Regions from separate parts of the Mus musculus genome. Here region 1 is linked to region 2. The links are chromatin loops, found by intact Hi-C in ENCODE. Cell type or tissue: heart. All regions are shown on one strand. Links, peaks and the distances in the headings refer to the core of each region. The heading gives the core; the rest is flanking DNA.

Region 1 (5,382 bases), core at 134-5,133, 230 kb before region 2:
TCATGTGCTTATGAATAATTTTAAAAGGCATTTTCCTTTGGGGTATGGCCAAAGAATCCATCATGTCGCGTGTGACTTTAAGAGTTCTCAAACTTTCCAGCATCCTCTGTTAGGAAGGCTTCCATGTTTTCTACATCTCTTTGACATCACTCTTTAGCCTCTTATTCTGTTCTACACGTTCACAGCATGTTTTTAATCAACATAGTCCATGTTTTTGTATGTCTGTCACAGCACAGACTTTGTCATAATTTAAGTAAAGCATCTCTATATTATTCAACACCCATGTTAGTTACTGGAAACACTGCTCTTGAAAAGGTCTCTTAATGTTGCCATTTCTGCTCCATAAGATAAAAACAGACAGAAAGTCCTGAGTCTCTAAGAGATGAAGTAACAACCCGAAGACAGACAGACAGATGGTGGTGAGGCCGAACTCTGTTTCTCCTACATGCAGACAGCCTCCACTGCTGATAGGAAAACTCATTCAATAGAATTGCTCCCGTATTTGGACAAGCACATAACTTAGATAGCTAGTACTACACATTACATCCATTAACCCTTTCTAAACCCAAACATAGTCTGTGTTCTAAAGGAAGGCTGCCTTAAAAAGGAGCATTGCTCCAACGTAAGCAATCTGTAGATGACTTTATGGACTACACAGATGATGGCGACCACAGACCACACTGGCAATACTGACTTATGAACTCCGTGGCCATTCCAAAGATGCAGCTTCAACTCACTCATCTCAACCACACACAACTCGACAAGGTTGATGCTCTTAGGTCCATGTCATTGATAAACGGAACACAAAGAAATTAAATGATTCACTGAAGAGCGCACAGCTCGCTATGCATCATGACAAGGGTCAAACCTAGGGGGAGTCTCTTTAAAGTCTTTAAGTACTCTACTATTCTAGCCCAGAGAAAGTGATAAAAAGTTATATTCAGCAAGCTGCTCAGCAAAGCTTGGTCTTATAGGCAACACAGGAAGTGCGAATTCGATTAAAGTAAGTAAGAAGAATTCATATGTTACTAAATGGCTTGTGCTAAGAGATACCGGTTAGCATCACTTACTGTGGGCACTACCATGGATTCAGGCTAATGATCCAGCTCATTCCTATAAAATGGATGCTCAGTACATGGGAGTTCTTTGCACTTGCTGGAACCACATTTCCAGGTAGCGTTCTATGTTCACTATGATTTGTGAAAATGGTCTCCTAATGTGAGGATGCACCCCCATAATCCCATGCCAGAAGGATCGCAAGTCTGAGGACTGCAGAGGGGGACCCATTGCAAAAGGTAAAATGTGTAAAACTAGGGTTATAAGTTGAGGCAGCCTAAGCTTTTAGAGGAGAGGTTCATCTCGGTGCTTCACCTCACTGAGCAGGTCTGGCTGTCACATAGGTAGCTTCTGACTTGTCTTCATTAGGTTAATAAGCCAAGCCTCTTTGACAGAGAAAACAATTGGAAATCGAAGGTTAAATGACCAGTAAAGGCTTAAAAACATTGAGTCCCGGTAAGTCAGAGGAATCAAAGTAGTAAGGCAAGGTACTGGAAATACACTGTCAAGATATCGTGGCCTCCTGTTTAAGTTTAGCTGCTAAAGGCAACTTCACAAGGCTAAAACTTCAGCCTGCTACTTCTCTATTGAGTTACTTGACCTTTCTAGCTTCTAATTTACTGATCTGAAAAAAAATGGTAATAATGACACCCTTCATACTTTTGCTTTGAGAATTAAACATATATATGTGTGTGTGTGTGTGTGTGTGTGTGTGTGTATAAAAAAGCAAAAAGGAAGAGAGAGAAAGAGAGACTGCTTAATAAAATAGTGTAAATTCAAAGAAATTTTTAGGCATAAACCAGTAGATTCCTTTCTCTTTGTTATTTATATCACTTGAATGAACACAGTAGGCATGTGACATCATCCAGTTCTCGGGTGACACCACCCTGAGACTCTGCAAAGGGTTAGATGGTATAACTACTCTCCTCCTGCTGTCTCCGTTTTAGCCCCACCTCTTTGTTCTTTTCTTAAAGGTTCACTTATTTTCAGTCTATGTGTATAAGTATTAGACGGCATGTGTGTATATAAGTACACCACATGCTTTCCTGGTGCCCACAGAGGCAAGAAGAATGTGTCATTGGATCCTTTGGAACAAGAGTGACATGTGGTTGTGACCCACCATACTTACTGGAAACCAAACCGAGGTCTCCTGCAGAAGCATTGAGTGTGCCTCACTGCTGAACTATCTCTTCAGTCCTTCATTGTTCTTTTGTAAGCTATAGTCTGTACCCAGGCCTACTACAACTTTCCCACAGAGTGGCCTTGCCACAATACAGCCCTATTCTGGTGTTTTGTACCCATCTTTCTGTCCCCACATCATCCACATTAATAGTTAATGTTTGCCTGATTTAAATGCAGTTGCAAAGTGCATGTGCAAATTCCAGGCAATTTCCATTTGAAAACAGGATGACTCATTAAGGTCCCTTCTGATAAACATACTGCAGGCTGGCCTGGTGGGTTTTCAATGTCTGCACTTCCAGGTGCTCCTGACAGAAAGGGAGCAATAGGAGCTGCCTGACACTGGCTTGAGGAAAAAAACAGCCTTGCTATTGACAATGGGCTGGTCCATTGCCTGGAAACAGGTAGAAGCGTCCTTGGCTTGGAGCTGGAGGGTGCCATGCGCCCTCTGCTGGCTCCCAGCCTGCTCCTCCTGTCTTCAGGGCTCTAGCATCCGCGCAGCTGGAGGTGAAGAGGAGCCTAATGGTAAATATAAATAAGAGGAACTAGTTACTGAGTTTGGGAGGCCTACAGGTCAGCATCCACAAAAGAGCTCTTCCACACTGCGAGCCACCACGCCCAAGTCCACCTGACTCTAATTTTGTGCAGTTGGGAAAACACAGGGCAGATCCCTGGGTGAACAGCAGAGAATCTGTTAGGGCTGCTGATTCTCTGGCTGTGACATCAATTTGAAGGGGCAGAACATCAAAGCTACTTCTTAACCTTCACCATTGTTTATTAATGCTTCTCCCTGCCTAAAACAGTTGCCTCATTATTATGCCTGGGAATACCACCCTTGACCTTGTTCGTGAAGAAAAGGAAAGAAGAACACTGGGAAATAATTTCTTTCAGACAGACATGCTGATGAAAAGTCGCTCACTGCACATCCAGCTTTCTGTCTCTCTCTGAATTTTTAATCTTGTTTGTGTTGGATGAGTCCCGTACCTCTCCGGTTTTTCTGACTATTGATACTTGCCGAGGGGTTATTCTATTCCGAAACTAGATTTTGTTTGAAAGAGGCAGACACTGCACCTGGAAAAGCTAGCTAGAGAAACAACAATATTATTTTACTAACTCCCTGGGTACCATCCCTATTCCTCACAGCTTGCATGAGAGATTGCACTCATAAGAAAACACATTTTCAGTGAGCAATTACAAGTGAGAGACGTCTCGCTTTGCTGAAAGGCATTGCTTTTAAATGGATGCCAAGGAGTGATGCTTGTATACTCGGACTGGGAAGGACATTATGTGTTTCAGAACTGCTTAAATCACCCCCTGAAACTTGCAGTGTCCAAGGGGAGTGGATGTCTTCATGCAAAATTTAAGAGAAATACTGAGACAACATCTCCTGCAGCAACAGTTATTTCAGAAGTTCCAGTGTGATTAACAAGTGTCTGTTTCATCTTTTCCTCTGTTTAAAATCAGACCACAGTCTTATAAAGCAAAATAGCACAAAGGCTTTCACAAAAGAGGATGAGATTCCTGTAGATCCTTTTTTTCTGGTTGAGTTCAATTATTGGCCACACAGTTCATCTATTTTTGGTTATTAGCCAGTAATGATGAAGTAGAGAGTCTGATTATTTTAGAGAATCATAAAAGATTACTAAAGTCAAAATGGTTTGATTTCATTAATATTTACTTTGATTTATTGGCCAGATTAAAGTTCAGTGAAGTAATAGGTGTTATAATTTTCAGTCAATATACAATAAATGCCATTGTGACATTTGAATTCTGTATCAACATCACATTCAAAACCTGGACTTCTCAGGCAAAGTACCTTAAAATGTCTATTCAGAACTCTAGGATTCAACACCTATACAAAGAAGGGTAAGCAGCCCAGAGGATTGACAACAGATCCGTAATCAAAACCAACAGTTTCAGTAGACTCCACATTCCACACAGGGCTTTAAAAGTAGAAAGCCCCTCAGTGATGAGCTAGCTCTTCAATATCTGTATTGATCAAATAATGTGTGGTCTGATCACATCACACATCCAATGGTGGGCCACCAATCCCAAAGATGGCTTATGCATAATAAATGTTTGCAGTATACTCAGCAGCTAAGTGAGCAATTTCTATACTCCTGAATGGGTCTCGGAATAGCTCATTCATTCAGTCCATGACAGTGTGGGGCTAAAATCTAACAGTTGCTTCTTCAGTAGAAGACAGAAATGTGGCAATGTAATACTCAGACTATACCAAATCAATACTATATATAAAAAAAAGGGGGATGGAAAATTTTCAACTGAGTTCCTTCGTATATCAACTACTAATCTCATTGTCCCAGACCATCAATAAACATGTTATGTGGAAGGAAAAAGGAAAAAGGAAAAAGGGAGGAGGTTTTATTTTTGACTTACATTTGAGGGGACACCTGCCCTTGTGGCATGGAGGGCATGTGGTAATGTGTAGTATCTTGTAATGATGCATTCATGATCAAGAAGCAGAGAGAAATAAACAATAGTTTTCAGCCCAAGTTCTCCCAGTTCAGGAGCCCAGCTCAGGAGGAGGTGCTGCACATATTCAGGGTGGGTCTGACCTCTTTGGTCAAAGTTATCTGAAAATACTATCATTGACAAAACCCAAAGTAGTTTCCATGGTGATTGTAAATTCAGGCAAGAGGACAATTAAGATTGACTATCATACTAATACATCTGGGAAAGGAACAAATTTAAGCTTATTGAATCATCGTGAAAAACACATGAAATAACCACTTCTAAAAAGAAAAACACATTAAAATGCAATTACTCAGACCATTTGGAAATGAAAATATTTCCCTATGTCGGTTTCGAAAGTGAGCTCCATAAAGACATTATCTTAATAATTAATTAGCTTTCTTGATATAAATGTGTTGGACTTGAGAAATGTGTCTTCTGTGAATGCACTGTATATCAATGCAATCTCAGTGACATCAATTACCATTTTAAAGTCTGCCTCTGATTACAGGGTATGAGTTTAAAATGCAAGTCAGTTGCACAAATATTGTGTCTTGCTTATGAATGTCAGCAGCACTATTTAGCAGATACTCGTCTCTTTATTTGACAGCAATAGCAAACATCTTCAAGAACACCCAAAGAAAGCTGGTGAAACGATAGGGCTGTAACTCCAGT
Region 2 (5,382 bases), core at 229-5,228:
CCAAGAACACAGAAGATGAGGTGGCGAATCGCTTTCTTTCCACTGCGACTCGGAAGGGCAACAACAAATAGTGTAAACAAAATGAAACTCTTGAGACAAACTCACATAATTTAAATATGTAAATGAGCACTTGCAAAATATTCTAAAGAAGTCTAGAACCAGAGAAACGGAGTTGTATAATTTTTCTCTCTCCAGGCTCATGTAAACAGAAATAAAATAAATCAAATAAAAGGAAGATGTTAGCTTGAGTTAACTGAGTAGATGCAGTGTCTCTGTCATCTCTTTTAGAAGAATGGAAATATATATATATATACATATATATATATGTGAGAAATGCCTACCCATCTTATAAAGCATGGTCTACGCTGAAGTTCAGCAGCATCAGTAAAACCCTCAAAGCTTAAAACACTTTCACTGTAAAGCACCCTGACATGAAGCATCCATACACTAGAAGGGGATCAGGCCTGGGGAAGGATTACAAGAGAGACACTTCCTAGCTGAGTGACTCAGAAGTGGCCTAGTCTTCCTGAGACTCAATTTCCTTCTTCCTAAAACAGTTAAGGATATTTCTCACCACGCACCGCAACAGAAAGGGTTAAATCAGGGGTAAGGGAGGAGTCCACTATGAAATGACCCCAAGGAGAAGCTTCACACCGTCCACTGATCTACTTCTATTGCCGATGGCTGCTATACTTTCCAGGTGCACGCAAACAAATCATCACAAATCACTCATGTCATCACATCTCAAAACTGTGTCAAACATCTGCTCACTCTTTGCTTGGGAAGCTGTATGCTGTGTGAGAAAAGCGAGGGCTAGAGGCAAAAATCCAGCTGCCAGAGAAGCAGCTGTCCCTTCCTGAGCCATCAGCCATCCCTTCCCACCTCCCTTCCCACTGGCTCCAAACTCAATTTCCTCCCTGTAAAACTGACCCTGGTGTCAACTTAGAACTGCTAAGAGTAACCAAGAGGGTTTGTGTCAGGTGTATGAACTTTTAACCGTTCCCATTTATCTCTCACCAAGAATGGGGCTGCTACATCCTATGATACAGAATATATTACACAAAATTAGGTTGAAGCCTAAAGTTGTTATCTCAAACAACTCTAAATCTAGACCAAAGTCCGACCAAAGCAGACCAAGTGGCAGGAGTGACATTCGCAGCCCTTTGACTCAGAAAGTATAAGTTCCTGTACTTTCTTTCATTGAAAGATCAAATACCATCGGCTATTTTAAAATTCAATGGCATCGTTAATAACTATAATAAAGAGCATCTACTATACTGTACTCTTCGTGGAGGCCAGTAAGATGGCTCTGTATAAAGTCACTTTCAGTCAAGGCTAATGGCCTGAGTTCAACTTCTGGTCCCCATCACAAATTGTCCTCCTGTGTGCAGTCACACAGACACACGCTCATACACATACATACACTAAATAAACAAACAAATAAAATAGTTTTAGACACTCTTCATGACTAGTGCAATCTAGCAAATGAGCAAGTCCCTGCTTCAAGGGACCTAAGAATACCTGGCTGGCCATGGGCCATGGGAGAGCACAAAGTGAGGCAGCCATACTACAAGACTGCACACAAGAAGGTGAACCCTGCTTCCATTGGCACCCCAACCAATTGGACAGAACCATGACAAAAACAAGCAAACAACACAGGAAAGAAAACCTGACAAATAAGCCCCAATCTACCATCGCTTTCCTGTTCTGGACCTGAAAATACTACTCTGTCAGACAGGGACAGGCAGCCCTGATCAACCTCTCTGTAAAGTCAAACTATGTAACAACCAACTCCAAATAAATGGGAGACTCAGTCTCCCTGCTCCTAAAGAAAAACATAAATTTCTTCCAGACAGATAAATCTAAAATCATTTATCAGTTACCTTTTCCATATTCACGTAAACAATTTTATTCAACAGTCTAGAATGCCTTTCCTTAAGGTTGATGATGAGAAGAATAAACCACTCAAAAGTTAAACAGAACACTTTAAATCAATAACTGTAAAACTAAACATCTTTGTGTTGTTGAGGACACATCACTTCACCCAGTAACCCTCTGACTACAACTTTTACTCAAGGGCTTTTAGAAACGAGATTCCTAAGTAGCTGACTTCAATCTAGCTGAGCATCGATAGATATAATATACAAAATATACAAATTAATAAACCACTTAGGTTGCAGCATAACACATACACTAGAATACACCTATTGACAGAATATTTACTTAGAACTGTAATATAAAATGTAAGTAATTTGCAATGACAAAGCCAGATGCCACTATAGACACCTAATGATATTCACCCTAAAACCCTGCCTAAGAGAGGCCTCTAGTGGCTATGGTCAGTTACTAACCACTGGGATCTACCTCATGGAGAATCTGTGATCGTGGTCATTCTCACTGCTACCTTCTTTTCTTTCTATAACCTCTCTAACTTTTACTCTTTCTCTGCCCCCACTCTCTTCCTTTCTCTCTACCTTATTACCTCTGTTGCACACACATAGCCTCTAGCAAAATATGTAGCTTTCAGTCACTGAATTAAAATGCCAATTTTTTTTTAATGCATATAAACCAATGAGCAGCACTTGTTCACCAGGAACACGTGGGAGGAAAGCCCTCAGTTTCCCGTGAGTACAGGGTGCAGCCATGAGGTACAAAGCCCCAAAATTTAACTACTACTCAGCTCACGGCAGCAACCTTCCTTTTAAAATGGCATCAAAGGTGATCTAAACCAGCCCAATGAAATGATGCTTTTAAAGGTTGCAAAGTTAGGGTTAGGTTGATGAGCCTTCACAAGGTAGGTTTTCCTCTATCTAAATGCACTCATCAACCAAGGCATAAATGGGAAGGCTAGGCCATCTTGGTTCTTTTTGATATGCGCAGAGCTCCCTGAAGTCTCCCTTTTTCTTACTGAGTGAGACCTCTCTGCTCCCAAACTTTTCCTTTCCTAACCTACCCTGCCAGCTACCACCTGTCTGGCCCTTAGGCAACATCCTGGTAGAGTATTTTATGGAAAGAAAAGAAATTGCTATCAAGAAATGAAGTAAAGAACATTACTGAATCAGGGACAACTGATTTAAGCCATGCTCTGTGCCACAAATGAATTATTTCACGTTGCTTATCTCCTATGACCACCCAGTTCCAAATACACACAGCTACAGGTGCCCCTGACCTGAAGCCACAGAACAACTGCTCCCGTGTATGGACAACCAGAGTCGGCCATATAACCGATGCTTAACAAAATGGAAAGTGTGAGGGAAGGTGCTAAGGAAAAGGAGGCAGAATGGAAAAAGTAAAATCTATATTCTTTTGTGATTTTGTTCTTTTCTTTTTAATCATAAGAAAAATAAAAACATTGTGTTTTAGACAGGGCTTCTATTACTGCAACAAAACACAATGACCAAAAACCAAGTTGGAAGGAAAGGGTTTACTTGGGTTTCCCGTCCAGATAACAATCCCTCATTGGAGAACGTTAGGGAAGGAACGCAAGCAACCTGGAGGCAGGAGCTGATGCAGAGGCCATAGAGGGATGCTGCCTATTGGCTTTCTTCTGCTGGCTTGCTCAGCCTGCCTTCTTCTAGAGCCCAGGTCCACCAGCCTAGAGATGGCACCACCCACAAGGTGCTGAGCCCTCCCCCATTGATGACTAATTGAGAAAATGGCTAACGTCTGGATCGCATGGAGCCATTTCCTCAACTGAGGCTCCTTTCTCTGTGATGTTTCTGGCTTGTGTCAAGTTGACACACAAAACCAGCCAGTACATGTTGCTTTGGGGTGGGGACAGGGGAAACAAAGGAAGCTGTGGCACTATCTTGTACTAGGACATTCTCCAAAGAGAAAAGCACTGATTCAACATAGAGAGGTGCTTATGAAGAACGGAAGCCAATCAGCTCAGGCATGGGAAGGGCAGGCCTACGAGAGGGAACCAATCAGTTCGGGCATGGGAAGGGCAGGCCTACGAGAGGGAACCAATCAGTTCGGGCATGGGAAGGGCAGGCCTACGAGAGGGAACCAACAACTAGGATGTGCTCCAGCTAAAAATCCCATTGACAGTGGCACACCTGCAGTGCACTCTGGGAAATGAGAGGCGAAAAGGCTGCCAAAGCGCAGCCTGATAGAACGAGGTCTGAATTTGGTAAAACATGGGCTTCTGATTTATGAAACGATACCATAGACCAGTCTTGTCTCAGGTACAAATTATGATCACTGGGCTCTCAAGCATTCCTAGACAAAAATGCACGGTGAAGTCAACATGAAAATTAGAATTAAAAAGCAAAACCTAAAATCGAAGCACAAAAAGGTATTTTTAAAACCCATCAGGAGGACCAGTCTGTACTGCCCAAATATTCTTGGATGTGTGGCCTTCTTATTCTCTGAATCCTGGCTAAGGATGGCTCTCTGTATTAATTGTTCTCTAACATAAATAAAAACTTCTCTATGAGGGTTGAGAACTGCACTAATCTATGGGTATAATAAGTCACTATGGGTCACCTTAGCACTATGTCCACTTAGCAGAATAATAGAAGGCTCTCCCAAAGCTGTCATTCTGATAGCTTTTACAGTCTGCTTCTTAGGCAAGTCACATGAAGATAATCTGCAGATATACTGCCAAAAAAGGGTGTGGTAAGGTACTCTTAGAAGAAAACGGTGTTGTGCTTTAGCAGATCTGAGACTAGTAAGGACTTTTGTGGATCCAGTCAACCTCAGTAAAGCACTTGACTTGGTTACAAATACTTTTAACAGTATCTTAGATCCTTGTATAGTGGTCAAAACCTAGCGAAAACACAGCTACCCTTACTTGCAATGTTGTCTTTGCCACTTGTATTTTCAGTGTGGATGGAACTTCAGCTTGGAGATATGAGGTTCAGTCCTGATGTGATGGGGAGAGTGTTCTGTGTTCTGATATGTAAGTAATCAGGTAAATTATTTTTAGAATTTTATTTAACTGTGTCTATGTCATCTACATTCAAAAAGGATTTGTAGCACCTTAGGTCAAAACACAAATATAATAACATACCAAATTAGTATCATGAGATCAAAGAGACAGCCAGAGGAAGAAAGGAGAAATATTGACATTTCTATCAATTTGGCTTCTCCTTCCTTTATTAAATGTACTAGTTGCATTTGTGTGTGAGCCTAGATTGTCAAGCCACTGTCCTGAAAGCTCTAATCACCTCAGGAAGATGAAAGACAAGACCAGCATTTTCTGCTGAATGAGGCCGCTGGCTTGTTGGCCTCATTATCTTGGTTCTGTGTTGGGCTACTTTCATCACGATGATTCCCTGGTTAATGGCCCTCCAGTTTGACAGCGGAAGCCAGCTTGGCACTCCTGGACAGCTTTGGGTCCCTTTGTGACTCTCTTCATTGTTTATCTTGGTACAATTC

What was found. Peaks named below come from ENCODE experiments on the same cell type or tissue, not always from the same donor. Only the 100,000 strongest peaks of a DNase experiment are listed, where the experiment ranks them.
Region 1: it touches region 2 in a loop (2.0-fold over the local background); 7 of 42 quality-filtered maps call a loop at or near these places.

Annotation. Positions count from the first base shown.
Region 1 is chr9:84,250,718-84,256,099 of GRCm38, reverse strand. No RefSeq gene overlaps it. Among named protein-coding and RNA genes, the nearest start is that of Gm26146, 65 kb to the right of the region's middle. In heart, for the core only: a CTCF peak has its summit at 2,684 (motif pointing left); no DNase peak of the experiment used is centred there.
Region 2 is chr9:84,016,771-84,022,152 of GRCm38, reverse strand. All of the region lies in intron 8 of Bckdhb (branched chain ketoacid dehydrogenase E1, beta polypeptide), which reads right to left. It overlaps Gm46124 (a long non-coding RNA gene), which reads left to right. Exons shown (of 3, transcript XR_001779250.2): 2 at 4,829-4,903. Among named protein-coding and RNA genes, the nearest start is that of Gm46124, 5.3 kb to the left of the region's middle. In heart, for the core only: a CTCF peak has its summit at 2,328; no DNase peak of the experiment used is centred there.